Linked DNA regions of Mus musculus: region 1 is linked to region 2. A link is a loop called in an ENCODE intact Hi-C map of the cell type or tissue named here. Cell type or tissue: gastrocnemius. All regions are shown on one strand.

Evidence for each region. A loop is a pair of places that touch in the nucleus more often than their neighbours do. Peaks named below come from ENCODE experiments on the same cell type or tissue, not always from the same donor. Only the 100,000 strongest peaks of a DNase experiment are listed, where the experiment ranks them.
Region 1: it touches region 2 in a loop (10-fold over the local background); 36 of 42 quality-filtered maps call a loop at or near these places.

Annotation. Positions count from the first base shown.
Region 1 is chr3:80,057,892-80,060,391 of GRCm38, forward strand. No RefSeq gene overlaps it. Among named protein-coding and RNA genes, the nearest start is that of Gm36569, 170 kb to the left of the region's middle. In gastrocnemius, a CTCF peak has its summit at 1,073 (motif pointing left); a DNase peak (open chromatin) is centred at 1,065.
Region 2 is chr3:79,882,025-79,884,524 of GRCm38, forward strand. The region is part of intron 1 of Gm36569 (a long non-coding RNA gene); the gene reads right to left. It also overlaps a transcript of Gask1b not described here. Among named protein-coding and RNA genes, the nearest start is that of Gask1b, 2.7 kb to the right of the region's middle. In gastrocnemius, a CTCF peak has its summit at 1,239 (motif pointing right); a DNase peak (open chromatin) is centred at 1,249; H3K4me3 peaks cover 52 bases; H3K27ac peaks cover 707 bases.

The DNA.
Region 1 (2,500 bases), 180 kb after region 2:
TCTCCCTTTTTTTTACAATCCAAGAAAATGAACTTTGCCAAGATACTTAGTCGGCAATAAGCAAAGTCAAAGTCACACAACCAAGGTCAGGATTAGAAAGAAGTCGTTGAAAAGCACTCTACTTCATTTGACTGAAGATGGTAACGCTGTTTCTTTGTAGATTTTATTTTCACATTAACTCATAAAAATTCATGTTTTCGTGGGTCTTGAAACACCCTAGTACAAATATTGATAAAATGCTAATTAAATTGCCAACACATTTTTACAAGGATTTCTAAATTGCAAAGGAAAGGAAGGGGTATTTTTTTTTATAAATAAAGTCTATACAACTTCTTCACCTTACTCTAACGATATGAAAAGGATGGGCACTCTAACTAATCAATGTTATGATGATTATAGCGTTACGTGAGCAGAAACAGTTTGAAAGGGAAAGGGGATCTATGTTTAAATTCTCTTATTAGTTTATCTTAGAAACAATAAATAAATTTGAAAATAATTTCTATTAGTAGTGACAGTCACTGAAATTATACACTACAGACAATTTTTTCTTTACGAATATTTGCATGTTTTTTAGACTCAAAAATTAACTTCAAATTTTTAGAGATTAAAAAGTAGTTCCTTCCTTCCTTCCTTCCTTCCTTCCTTCCTTCCTTCCTTCCTTCCTTCCTTCCTTTTCTCCCTTCCTTCCTGTCTTTCCCACTCTCAGGATGATATAAGGAACATCTGCTCCCTCCAAAGAGGCAGAAATCCCACAGAATCTCAGTGACCTACTTCACAATGCTCTCTTAAACATGCTGAGCTAGCATAAGTGTTGTTATATAGATGTTCTATTTAAAGAATAACTTAAGATGCTCACTGTTCATTGATAATTAAATTGTACTAACAGTTTTTTCAAAGAAGATAAAAGTTTCTCCTTCAGGTTTTTGCAAGAGCCGAGACTTTATGACATACAGAGACACTTGGGAAAGCATAGGTGCTTTGCCCTCTCTAGGTCATGCGATGTATTTTTTATTACCTTGAATTAAGAATCAGCATTTGAATTCATGTCTTTTCTCTGAGGTTTGCTGCCCTCTAGTGACTGGCTTCCCCAGTTCAAGCCTATGTAATATGTAATTAATTAAATCATTATCCAAATTAAATAATTACAAAAAAATCAATATTTGCAGACTTGAAGCAGAGATATAAAACATTAGCTTTACTTAATCCCACTGTCTCCAGGTGTGAAATTTAGAATCATTCAACAGAACCAATGAAATTGTCAAAAAGAGAAACATGATTTCAAGTTATTGAAAGAGTCATGGGGGTATAATCTGGAATAGTATTTCAGGGATAGAATAAATAAGACACTTAATGTAGTCACAGTTTTCCCATATCTTTAAGCTCAGTTATACCATATTGAGTCTAACTATTACTAAAGAAAATAATTAAAAACAAGCTAAACTGTGATTATTCTTACATAGTTGTTAAAAATTTCAAAATAAATGGCATCAGAAATTAGGAATTCATCACACAAAGTCAAGTTGAGAAATTCTTATAAAATATGCCTATATGTCTGTGGATATACCTCCATGCCCATCGCTGTGTGTTTGTGTGTGTTCATAGGACAATGTGCTTCAGTGTTTCTATAACAAATAGAAAAATGCTGATATTGCTACTTCTGGTTCTATAAATCTTTTCCCTTATCCCATGGTTCATTTATTTTTATTAATAGTGCCTTTAAAACAGTATCATATTTTGATGGTAAAAATAGAAAAAAAAAACCCTTACAGATTATACAGTAGCACAGCACTCTCAGATGCATGGTAGATAGGCCTTCCAAGTATAAGCTATAAGTATAGTCCATATGAACCACAGTGGGGAGCATAAAGAAGGGAAGAAGAGTACAATTTAGGAAAGGGTTTCTTACCTCTGGTAAATGAGTGTCCATGACTGATGAATCAGTACACGAGAAATCAATGGAACAGAACAGTGTGTGCTTTTGTGACAGAGAGTGCGTTTGGACAGACTCAGGAGTGTGATTTTCACTTAGCTTTGCTTGGGATTGCAGCTTGGGCTTATAGACATGGAGTGCTCGGCTGGACAGCCACCACCCTATCATGAAAATTCATGGTCCAAGGTAAGATTTCAATCCCTGGAACTTTCCTAAAGGTGAGAAATAAAATTCCTCCTTGATTGTTCTGAATGGGAAGGTCTAGGACACAGCACTTATGGTACATTAGTGAATGCGGAGGCATGCATACATGGAATTCTTCAGAGTTTCATGTTGTTTTATTGTGCCTGCTATCACATTTTTCTGGTGATTTATGTGCATGGGCCTGACAGTTTAGGGACATGGGCTATCCCTGAATTCATGTATACAAAGATAATGCATGAAAAATTGGCAGTCATCACACATTCCTTTTTGAAACACATGCAACCAGCATTAGACTTTCCTCCCAAAATGGGCATTTCCTAGAGTTTTGGCCCATCTCTCCAACCATCTGTCTTTGCTTCAGAGGCG
Region 2 (2,500 bases):
GGACTCTCACTGAAAGTTCACTCACTAACTCTTCCCTTTTCTTTGTTGACCCTTGCTTGTTACATGTTACATATCCAAGAATGGGCATTCTGAGATGAAGTGTGGGTCACCACATGAAGGGAATTTACCATGTAGACCAAGGGTGCTGATGGAGACTGTTGAATCACATCCCTTATGAGACAGGGCTAAGGAAGCCAGTTTGCTGGTCATCTGACATGCTGCTTGAGAGAACAATTAGGAGAGGTGAAGTGTAATGACTAGTGTGTAATGGTGGAATGATGGATTTCAGAGTCTGAGGAGACATCAATAGCCAGCTGGAGAGATGCTGTGATATTGGCCCCTTTGAAGAGATTGTAAGATGCTCCTTGGAGGGCACATATACCCCATGCCCAGGGACCTGCTCAGTAGATTCACAATAGTTTCAAAGGGGAGATTTTCTGCTCTCCCCCTAGTCTATCGAACACTGGGTTACCTGGAGCCAGGCTTAGCATTCGGTGAGGAGGTAGAAAAGCCCAGAATGGATTTATTATACAGGAAACACACAAACAAGCAAACAAACACCATGGGTCACCTTGCTTTTCTGTTTTAGTAGTTTTTCGTGTGTGTGTGTGTGTGTGTGTGTGTGTGTGTGTGTGTGTGTTGGATTTGAGATAACTTCTTGCTATGTAGCCCAAGCTGCCCTCTAATATTCTTCAGCCTCCAGAGTGCTGGAATTGTGGGTACATGCTTTTTGAGAGGCCAAGGTAGCTTCTGCAGAGGGAGTATGATTCCACTGTGAAATGAAAAGATTTGACTACGATACAGAATCAAACATTTTGATAAGTTATGCAGAAACATCTAGGACTAACAATAACTGATAAACTTTAAACCTCCTCCCAGTGCAACCCCAGTGTAGAAAGAAGAGACCTAGATCCCACCTGGAGTTGTAGCCAAGGGGGTTGAAGATGGTAATAAGGCCTCAGCATAGGTTTGAATGGCAGTGGAAGTAATGATATACTAACTGTTCTCTGATTACATCGAAGGAGCCTCGTCTGATGTACTGATTTTATTTTCACAACATAAATAATTTCTTATGCTTGTCCCCAAGTCTACAGTAATGGCTTTTCCTTGGCATGACCGGTTTCAGTAGACGGTTCTTTGAGAAACTCAGTAAGGTGTGGACAGGAGGCGAGAAAGACAAACACATCACCAACTCTTCCAGAAGGTCCTTCCATCCATGCTGACTCCTTTAACCACAAGGGGGAGCCCTCAGGGCGAGTGCTGTTGTCTGACTCTTGGATGTGGACTCCTCAATACTGAAGATGAGACCGGTTCCAGTCTGCACCACAGTAATTGAGGGGCAGAGCCACGTTTCTGACTTATCCTTTGCTGACCACACGGCTTAGCTCCTGTTAGTCCCCATTGTGATGGAAGGAGGGGAATAATGAACTGAATCTTTCCTTATAAGGAACATTCTTTTCAGGTAAGAGAGGAATCAGCTGGATTTATGAGCCCACACAACCTTCTGCTTCCTAGGTGCCCCCTAAAGTTGCCTTTAAAACGTCTGGAAGAGGCTTCTGCCAAATGTTTATCTATGAGTTTTTAATTTAATATTTTATGTTGTCAAAAATAGGACTTTAAGAGCTCCCACATGCTAAACTAGTGCTCTATCAGCAAGCCACACCTCAGCTCAGGGCTTTCCTTTGTAAAGGCTTACTTAGGTCAATTAATCTTTTGAATATGCGTAAAGTACAAGATAGCTATAAAAAGCAGTTCTGAGCCGGGCGTGGTGGCGCGCACCTTTAATCCCAGCGCTCGGGAGGCAGAGGCAGGTGGATTTCTGAGTTTGAGGCCAGTCTGGTCTACAAAGAGTTCCAGGACAGCCAGAGCTACACAGAGAAATCCTGTCTCGAAAAAACCAAGCCAAACCAACCAACCAAACAAACAAAAAAGCAGTTCTGCCATTGTCCCATCTCAGAAACTTCTGAGATACTTTCTAGAAAACAAATTCATGTTCATAGAGTTTGCTTTAAGAGTTTTGGAGCATAAAGAAAATGACTTCAGTGCCCGAATTCTCATTAAGTTTAGTCAAAGCCAGTCAGAACTTTAAGGTTCCTGTCCATCTCTGATTTGTCTCTTTTCATGATGTATCATAACTTTTAAAGAGGAAGAATAGTTTGAGAATGGGAAAATCTTTGCTTTTTTTTTTGGCATTGTAACACGATATTTTAAGGATTATACAGCATCATATTCTATTATTTTCATTTCCCACCACATCACAGCCTTTTCTCTAAAAAGGGGGTAATCGTCCCTATCCCATTGGTGGCTTCTTGTTTGATTCTGTTTGCTGTGGAAGCAGAGACAAGTAAGCCCAGTGAGACCCCAAGGTCATCTGATCCTGCCTTTGTGCCAGGACATGCAAATGACCCAGGCCAATCACTAACCTGTTTTCAGAAGACCTCCAATCAGAAGGGGTCCAGGCTGCCTTCTGAGGGCTGTTGCTGTGTTCATTTGCATGCTG